Regions from separate parts of the Homo sapiens genome. Here region 1 is linked to region 2. Evidence: read pairs that join two places in POLR2A ChIA-PET (ENCODE). Cell type or tissue: OCI-LY7. All regions are shown on one strand.

The links. ChIA-PET counts read pairs that join two places held together with the same protein. Peaks named below come from ENCODE experiments on the same cell type or tissue, not always from the same donor. Only the 100,000 strongest peaks of a DNase experiment are listed, where the experiment ranks them.
Region 1: POLR2A ChIA-PET joins it to region 2 with 12 read pairs; 2 of 35 experiments call an interaction of 5 or more read pairs at or near these places.

The regions. Positions count from the first base shown.
Region 1 is chr1:68,345,584-68,350,583 of GRCh38, forward strand. No RefSeq gene overlaps it. Among named protein-coding and RNA genes, the nearest start is that of RPE65, 100 kb to the right of the region's middle. In OCI-LY7, CTCF peaks have their summits at 820 (motif pointing left) and 1,034; DNase peaks (open chromatin) are centred at 828 and 2,028.
Region 2 is chr1:68,150,194-68,155,193 of GRCh38, forward strand. WLS (Wnt ligand secretion mediator) reads right to left here. Exons shown (of 12, transcript NM_024911.7): 4 at 4,906-5,000; 5 at 3,324-3,460; 6 at 1-163. The region is part of intron 9 of GNG12-AS1 (GNG12, DIRAS3 and WLS antisense RNA 1); the gene reads left to right. Among named protein-coding and RNA genes, the nearest start is that of MIR1262, 31 kb to the right of the region's middle. In OCI-LY7, no CTCF peak of the experiment used is centred here; no DNase peak of the experiment used is centred here.

The DNA.
Region 1 (5,000 bases), 200 kb after region 2:
GAAGCAATCTATTTTCAACTAGGAAATACAAAAGAAACCTACAACTAGTTGTCTTGTTAAATGAGAAGTGATAATTAATGTTTAGAGTCAAAGCACAAACATCCTCCAACTGCTGTTTTCATGGCATGATATCTTTGGCAAGGCTTTTGCTTCCCTCTTAATTGTGCATTATATATTTGGAGCATTTCTTATTGTATTAAACACCTTTTGGGTGCTTCTCACCTATCTTTGAGGTCTTTGGCCTCTTGTTCCAGCCCCAGCTGTGGAGCAACCTGCTGTGCATGAAGTGGGATCAGTTCCACCGGAGAACAACCTGACATCTCTTTGCCTTATGTCCTCTCTGCATATGTTTCACCTTCTGTTCTGTAGAGACTGAGGTGTGAGACCTCAAGGACATGCTTAGTGTCAATATATGTGCAACTTAATCATATGAGAGGAATTTATATCTTCCTGGGTGAAGACTGAGCCAGTCTGGATGGACTGTTCTATGAAGCAGTTTTTTACATGGCCTGTTGGTGAAAGGCACTGTAAGATCAAGGAATCAGTAGTTTTTAATACCAAGAGATGACCAGCTCAGTAATATGTATTCTTGTATCAGCTCTTACATTTCCCCTGCCTCACTCTCCTTTTCCCTCACTCTTGCTTCCTGGGATTGCATCCTATAATAAAGTAGTAGCACGTAAACTTTGTCTCAGGCACTGCTTTCTGGAGAATCCAGATTAAGACAGTTGTTCAATGATTGTTGAAAGGTATGGGAAAATCAAAGATACTTGTTTTGTGTTTTTATTTTGAGGCTTAGCACCCCCTAGTGGAATTTATTTTTCACTTTCATTCATACCGAGAGCCCCCAAAAGGTTTCTTGTGTACCATTAAGTCTTCTCAGGCAGAAATAGGTCTGGCTAAAACACCAGGAGATAAAGAAGGCTGCATATAGATGCCAGAGTCATTACATATCTCTATTAATACCTGGAGGAGTCCGTAACACAATGAAAAAACTAAGACTAACTCAATCCACATCATGTAATGTGAATGAAATATAAGTAAAAAAAAAAAATCAATTCTGATTGTTTTATAGCAATTCATCTGTTGGACTTTCCAGAGAACCTTCATGAGAAAACAGATTTTCTTGAATGTGTCTGATGTTGCTTTTGCCCCATGCAGTCTGTGTTTTTGTGTCAAGCAGGTTGTTACTGGTAGCCCATAGTCTTGACCTCTGCCAGTGCTCGGAGCTCATTTCAAGTACCCCATCTTTATCAATGAGGATTTCATCTTCTTAAATGTCCACCACATTGAGCCTGTTGTTAATCTCAGAAATTGTGTTCAGCTGTAAGAGATAATTTTATGTTGTTTTTGCTGCCCAATATCCATTTATCCTTTTTGTGGCAATGGTAGCTGATTCTTTGTTGGGATATGTAATCCTCCTCCACTTTCATCCATAAACTTTTTTTTTTCTTTTTCTTTTTTTTTTTTTTTTTTTTTTTTTTTTTTTTTTTTTAGACAGGGTCTCGCTCTGTCACCCAGGCTGGAGTGCAATGGTGTGGTCTCGGCTCACTGCAACCTCCTGCTCTCGGGCTCAAGCACTTCTCCTGCCTCAGCCTCCCGAGTAACTGGGATTACAGGTGCCTGCCACTGCGCCCGGCTAATTTTTGTATATATATATTTTTAGTAGAGACGGGATTTCACCATGTTGGCCAGGCTGGTCTCGAACTCCTGACCTCGTGATCCGCCTGCCTTAACCTCCCAAAGTGCTGGGATTACAGGTGTGAGCCACTGCGCCCAGCCCTCATCCATAAACTTCTTTTTGAAAATGCCTTAAGTTCAGGGTCCGGGGTATAATTAGCATATTTCATCACCACAGTGAATAGTTCAGGATTGAGCATATACCCAAATTGAGACTATAAATGCTGAGGATATTTGGTTTTGCATTTTTTTGTTTGACATTTTGAGAAGAGACTTTCCTCTTTCACTGAACTAGTTCTTGTGATGATGTGAGCCTGCTGCCACCGGAAGCCACCTTGCAAAGTCTGAGAATGCAACCAACATAGAGGAAGTAGAACTGAGAAGTGAAGCCAGCTGGACTTCCTGGGCCAAGTGGGGACTTGGAGAACTTTTAAAAAAATTATTATTATTATACTTTAAGTTCTAGAGTACATGTGCACAATGTGCAGATTTGTTACATATGTATACATGTGCCATGTTGGTGTGCTGCACCTATTAACTCGTCATTTACATTAGGTATATCTCCTAATGCTATCCCTTCCCCCTCCCCCCACCCCACAACAGGCCCCGGTGTGTGATGTTCCCCACCCTGTGTCCAAGTGTTCTCATTGTTCAATTCCCACCTATGAGTGAGAACATGCGGTGTTTAGTTTTGTCCTTGTGATAGTTTGCTCAGAATGATGATTTCCAGCTACATCCATGTCCCTACAAAGGACATGAACTCATCCTTTTTTATGGCTGCATAGTATTCCATGGTGTATATGTGCTACATTTTGTTAATCCAGTGTATCATTGATGGACATTTGGGTTGGTAACTTGGAGAACATTCCTGTCTTACAAGAGGATTGTAAAACGCACCAATCAGCACTCTGTAGCTAGAATTGTAAAATGCACCAATCAGCACTCTGTAGCTCGCAAGGGGATTGTAAAATGCATCAATCAGCGCTCTGTAAAAACATACCAAACAGTGTTCTGTAGCTAGCAAGAGGATTGTAAAATGCACCAATCCGTGCTCTGTAGCTAGCAAGAGGATTGTAAAATGCAACAATCAGCACTCTGTAAAATGCACCAATCAACACTCTGTAAAATGCACCGATCAGCAAGATCCTAAAAGTAGCCAAATGCAGGGAGTATTGAAAAAAGGGCACTCTGATAGGACAGAAATGGAACATGGGCGGGGCCAATAAGGGAATAAAAGCTGGTCACCCCAGCCAGCAGCAACAACCTGTTCGGGTCCCCTTCCATGCTGTAGAAGCTTTGTTCTTTCGCTCTTCACAATAAATCTTGCTGCTGCTCACTCTTTGGGTCTGTGTCATCTTTAAGAGCTGTAACACTCACCGTGAAGGTCCGCAACTTCATTCTTGAAGTCAGTGAGACCATGAACCCACCAACAGGAACCAACTCTGGACACAGAACTAAGGAATGGCTCCTGGAGGCATCATTTTATTCCAGAATGAGGCCACTGCTGAAGTCAGCCCTTTTTGTATATTTTACAATTACATTAGCCAATAACTTCCCTTCTTTGTTTAAGCTAGATTGAGTTGGGCTTTTTAATCACTTTCAACTAAAAGATTCCTAACTGGTAAACTGTTCAATTCTGAACTTATAGCCTTGTTCCAACTTGATTCTCTCTTGGTATTTATTATTTTAGTGATTGCAATTATCATCCATCCAGTTGTGCCAACTAGAAATTTAGGAGTTATCTTGACACCTTAATTTTTCAGTTTCCATATCTAATTCACCACTGAATTTTGGATATTTTGTCATTTAATCATATTTTGAAATGATCTAATTTTTATTCCATATCCACACTCTAGTTCAAGATAGCCACATCTCTCACTTGAACTGCTACTACTACTAAAATAATATTACACCTAACCTTCTCTGAGCTCCTCATCCATTCTCCCATCTGTTTTCCATTCTTCATCCAGAGGGATTTTTTTCAAAGTACAAATCTGACCATATAATGTCCCTTTATTCCAGTCCTCCTATTAAAACCCCAAAGTTACTCTTAGAATAATGAAAACTCCTAAGAAAGTTTGACTCTCACCCATCTCCTTCATCTCAGTGACACTAAAGTCTACACTCTAAAGTCACTGAGGGCCACTGCATAAGTTGATTCTTCTGCCCGGAATGATCTTTCTTCCCCTTTTCAGATCTCAACTTTGGGCCATTTTTTTGATTAAACCTCGTCTGGCCTCCATGATTAAGTCAAATAACAGTATTCCAGAATTCATATCACTGTGTGCTTGGTTTGGGATCTATCACAAACTAGGGGTGATATCTGTTTCTTGACTACATTTTTATTCTTTTAACATGAATGAGATAGTTAAGACAGAAACCAGTCAAAAGAATTCACAAAGCATTTTTTCAACTACGAAAAGCAATGTCCAAATGATAATTTATCTGCATTGCTGTCTGTCTGAAAGAGGTCTTGATTCCCAGAGTGGGTGTTGATGGGACAAACGTGGTTGAATGGTAGGAATGCGAAAGAGGCAGGAGGACGTGAATGTGAAAATCGATTGACGTAGAACAGATGAACCAGGCATTCTATTATTTTCTATAACTTGCTGAATGGGAATAGGTTGTGACTGATCTTATTATTAACCCTGGCTTGGAGAAAAATCCTTATAATTTCACTCTAATGTCAAAGTTTGAAGCCTATACAGCCATCCCAGGATAAACTGAACAGATCCTGTGGCAGCTATTGGTGTATGCTGCTGTTATTTTCCTTGAAGTGGGAACACTCTGCAAAGAGAAGAGTCAGTTGACAGCCTCTAGATGCTGCAGGTTTGGGGTCCATTGAAGTGAGCGTGATGAGGCTATATGGTCTCTGGGCTGCTCTCAGACAGTAACTGAGCATGGCAGGGGTACTAGAGCTTAGCCATTCTTGTCCAAAATGGGATTCCTCTAATGGGATAACTTTGCTCTGGGGTGCCTTGTTGACCTGGTCAAGACTCTCAGATCTGCATCACAGTCTGGAGCTTTGCCTTACCACTTTTCTTCCCTTCCTCTTTCTTTTCATAGGTCGCAGATGAGCATCATGGTCTGAAGCCCCTTCCCTCCTACTCCTGTTCCTTTTCCTTTATTATTCATAGTCATTTACCCCAATTCATCATTTGCAGATCTAATTCTGCCTTGGTATCTGCTTCCAGGAGGATCTGAACTGACACACACATTCACTTGGGAGCTACTTATGGAAGAAAAGGATGTGGAATGTTTTCCTCTCTCCTTTCACTGTATCTGGAGGGAGGAAAGTAGATTTGGTGTTAGGGAAGCAG
Region 2 (5,000 bases):
GTGCTCGCCACAGAAGATGATCCAGAAGGACAGAAGCATCGCATAGAAGATGCCCTGTCGGATGTCACCAAACAGCAGCATCCAGGTCCAGTCAAACCCGATGGAAAACCATTCCACTGGGATATTGATAAAGGTCATGGAAATCCCAAGGGCAAAGATGACTCTGATGGTGAGAAAATATCAGGACAGCCACTTTATTCATCTGGAAGGCAGATTTTCAAACAATTCCCCGAATTCAGTTTTGAGACATGAGATGTTACTTATTGGGTCTGAAGCCATATGATCAATTTCTTCTGCACAGAGATGCAAAACGTCCTATGTAGTTGGCACTGCTGCAGAATGAGGGAGTGCTATACCAACCTTTCTATGGAAGTGAACCTGACCTCCTTAATGCCTCACACTTTACTTTGGTACCACTGCAGATGGCAGTCTTCCTATAATGTTTGTGTCCCCTTGCCTTCTCACCCAGGCCTCAGTGAGTACAATTGTCCTCTTTCACCTATTCAGGTTATCATTCATCTGATCATTAAGAACACTCATTATTATTGTGATATCCTCAGCAACTATGAATTATATAAGCATATTTGTTTCAATAATACATGACTCCAAACACATTTGAAATGTAAATTCTCTTGACTGCTTGTTTAGCTTTTATTTTACTCTTCCCCTGTCACACTAAGAACTGCCAATTCTCTACTAAAATATAATTCTTAAGTCACTGATTTATTCATACTTTTTTCCATCCCCTTGAAACACATATGTTAATTAAGCACAGATCATGTACCAGGTATTGTGTTAGCACTATGGAATCCTAAATGAACAGGACCTGTTTTTTCACTCACGGGAGATACAGTTAGTAGAGGAGCCAGATAAAGAGACAACTGAATAGATTAGGATCAGGAACATCATAGAGTTTTAAAGCATAGAGGGCTGCTACCAGGACTTCTGACTTTGACACAGACAGGAATGGAGCTGACTTGTGAGTCAAAGTGAGGGAAGTGGAAAGGGTGTTTGGAGGAGAGGGCAGAGCCTGGATGGAGGCATAGAGGCCTGGAAGAACCTGCTGCATTTGGGGATCTGCATGTGGCACATCAGGAAATGACAGGACATGAGACCAGAGAAACAAAGAGGGCTGTGCTCATGAAGAAACTTGCATACCCCACTGGAGAACTGAAATTTATCTTGAAGAGACTTTTTATTGGAATCCAATAAAAAGTTTAAACAATGGAGTGACATGATTCATTCAAAAAATATTTATTAAACTCCTACTATGTGTCAGTCACTATTCTAAGATGCTGGGAATATAACTGTGAACAAGAAAAGCAAGGATTGTGCTCTTGTGATGCTTGCATAGAGATGGAATGAGAGAGGGAGTACAAGAAAAAGATAATAAATGAAGAATGAGCATCATGAAAAAAAAAGCTAGGCAAGAGAGTGGAGAGCAATGGGGATGTGATTTTACGTAAGGTGGACAGACGAAGAGATCAGCAGGTGTGAAGGCCCTGGGGTGTGGGTTTGAGCACAATAAAGGGGGCTGGTGGGTGGTGGAGAGGACAAGTGACAAGATCAGAGGTGGAAGGCACCCAATCATCAAGGGGCTTATAGGTCAGGGCAAAGGAGATGAAAAGCCAGTGGAGAGCTTTGAGCAGAGGGGTGACAGGATCTGATTAACACTTGAAAGGGGGCACTCCTGGCTATCCTGTGAATAGGCTGCAGGGAGGCACGTGATGGAAGCAAGGAAAGGGGTTGCGAGGCTGTTCCCACTGATCCAGGTGAGAAGCGATGGTTGGTTAGTTAGATTAGGGTGGCAGCAGTGGAATTGGTGAGATTTCCTGGTGAGGTTGATGAGAAGTGTGAAAAACAGAGACATACAGGATGACTCACTGCTACATTTCCAGTCTGAACAACTGAAAGGATGGAGTTGCCTTTTACTGAAATGGGGATCCTGGGAGGGAATAGGTTGGAAATGGGACACAATCAAGTGTTGTTCTTGGTACATGTGACATTTTCAATGCAAATGAAGACATTAAGTAAAGAGCTGGAATATTTGGGTCCAGAGTTGGGAGAGGCTGAGGCTAAAGATACAGATTAAGAGTCATCAGAGAATAGATGATTTTTCAGACCACAAAGGTAGGTGAAATCAACCCCCCTAGGGAAAGCACAGCTAATAAAGAGAAGAGGTCCAAAGCAGGTGCCCCAGTCCCAAAGTCTAAGAGTCTGGAAAGATGGAAGGAGACAGGAATGGAATCTAAATGCTGGTCAGCAAAGAAGAATGACCAACAGAAGGGTAGAGGAGACTCTGGGAAGAAAAACTGATCAATTATGTCAGATGCTGGGATGAATAAAAAAAAAGTGAGGAACAAAAAATGACCTTTGGATTTGGACTATGAAGGTTGTTGGTGATCCCGTGAAAAGCAGTTTTAGTAGAGTGGTGGAGATGAATCCAGACTGGAAAGGACTCAAGAGAGAACAGAGGAGAAGACATATGCACAAGGTTTTTGAGAAGCATTGCTGTAAAGAGGAGCAGAAAAAGGGTATGTGGCTTCAGGGGGAAGTGGGAAATGGGAGAATTTTGTCTAAGAATGGGAGATGGCAGGACATGTTTGTATATTAATAGAATCCAGCAGAAAGGGAGAAGTCAATGATGTGGAGAGAAAGTAGGTACATCTACAGGAGCACTGTCTTTCTGTAAGTGAGAGGAGCTGGGCTTAGGGGAGTTTCTTCACTACAACACAGACAAGTATCTGATTCTGACCACGGAATATCCCGAAGAGCAAAGACAGGTTAAAGAACCAGAAAGGTCAGCTGGGTGTGGTGGCTCACACCTGTAATCCCAGCACTTTGGGAAGCTGAAGCGGGCAAATCACTTGAGCTCAGGATTTCGAGATCAGCCTGGGCAACATAGGGAAACCCTGTCTCTACAAAAAATACAAAAAACTAGCTGGGAAGCATACACCTGTGGTTCTAGCTACCGGGAGGCTGAGGTGGGATGACCACTGGAGCCTGGAAAGTCAAGGCTGCAGCAAGCTGAGATCCCAGCACTGCACTCCAGCCTGGACAACAGAGTGAGACCTTGTCTCCAAAAAATAAATTAATTAATTAAAAAGAGCCAGAAAGGTGAGAGAGGTAGAACCCCGAGGATTTACTTAATAACAACTTGCATAGGAAAACTGCAGGAGAAAAAGGAGTCCAGGATGACTCCTGGTCAAATCACTGGCCTAAGTCACACACTGGCTGCTTGAACTGGACACCAGCAAAAGCAAGAGCTTGGCAGATCATGAGAAGCCAGTATTCCTGAAGAGCGCTCCAAAACCAGCTCTTACTTTTCCAGAAGCACTGGGGGTCGGGACATCATGGTGATCCTCCTCCAATACCACACCATAATGATGAAGATGCTGGGCGTAAGGAAGGTCTTCATGGCAAACCACACCTTGGTGAAGCCTCCATTTTGGTGGATCCCCTAGGCAGAGACCAGTGATAATTTTGAAGGTGAATATTATCTTAGCATTTCCTTCTACTAGCAAATGCTTTTGTGGGAGAGGTAAGTGGAGACCTCGTCTGCGAATGTTCACGATCAAGAGCTTTCACATTCATAGCAGGTACTGCCCTCATACACCCTTGGACTCTCCTCAGAGATAATAGAAATACATATTAAAAGAGCCCTGTGCTATGGACCTGAGACCAGAGAAATAAAGAGGGCATCCCATTCACAATAACGGCTTTCATGTTCTGGGGTCTGAAAGAAGAACATGGGGCTTTGGGGCAGGGTCACTATTTCCAAGAGACTTCGAATTATCTTACCTTGGACTCATCCCACTGATATTAAAATGCTAATACCTAAAGATACACTTTAGAGGTACGGATTAATAGGGCAGGTATGGATTAATAGGGCATACAGGGTGTATGATATCTACCCAGCTACCACCCCCACAGTGTACCCCCCAAAAAAGCCACATTTGAGGTAGAACCAGAAATTTCAGGTAAAAAGCAGAGATATCCTCTATCTCTTAACACCTCTCTTGGCCGTTTAATCCTCATTCTACCCTCACATCTTACTAATCTGGTCTACTAAGGCTACAAGAGCTTTTTCCCTATGCTAAGATTACGATTAAGTACATGATCAATTTTTTTTGTAAGCTTTTCATTAGAAAGTTGCAGATATCCTAGATGGTCAATATGTTGAGATTGGTAAGTGTTAAGGTAAATCTATTCTATAAAATGCTAATCAATATTGGAAAGTATATTTATATTACATTCACCAATTTATATTACATATACCATTAAATAAAGAAAGCAAGGAAAACAGTCAGTTCAATATGATCCTACTTTTTGTAAGGGAATTACTACGTATAAAAAAAAGCCTGGAAGGAGATATATCAAAACCTGAACAGTGATTATTTCTCTAAATAGTAGGACATTACAGGTAATTATTATGCTTTTCTGTGTCTCTACACAATTCTTGTGGGACTTTGTTGAGATTGAAAAGAAATGGCCTCCTTGCAGCAAGTTCTAACTTTTCCCCAATTAAACAAATATGATGGAAAGAACCTAAACCACCCCTATTCCTTTTAACATTTGTGCTTGCAAGGTGAAACACATAAAAAAGAAAATTTACTTTTATCTCAGTGTTATTCATTATGCAATCATGACTATTTCATGATCTTATCATCATTGTAATGATCTTAAGTGATCTTAAGCCCATTTAAAATCTTAAGTGGGCACAATAATTGCATTGTTTCCCATTTCTGTAATCTCTCACACAAATTAGTTCACTTTATGATCTCAGCCATCATGAGTATGTTATTATTCCCATTTCTCAGATGAGACAGGTGAGGCATAGAGGTGCCAAGAGTGAGATGGAGTTCCCCTCCAATACACATGTCAAGATCAATTACATTCACTTACCACCAACCGGATATCCTTTATCTCCCCAATTCCCACATTGATTTTCTTCTTCTCATTCACAGGCAGCCGGATGTTTAAAAGGTAAAACTTATGGG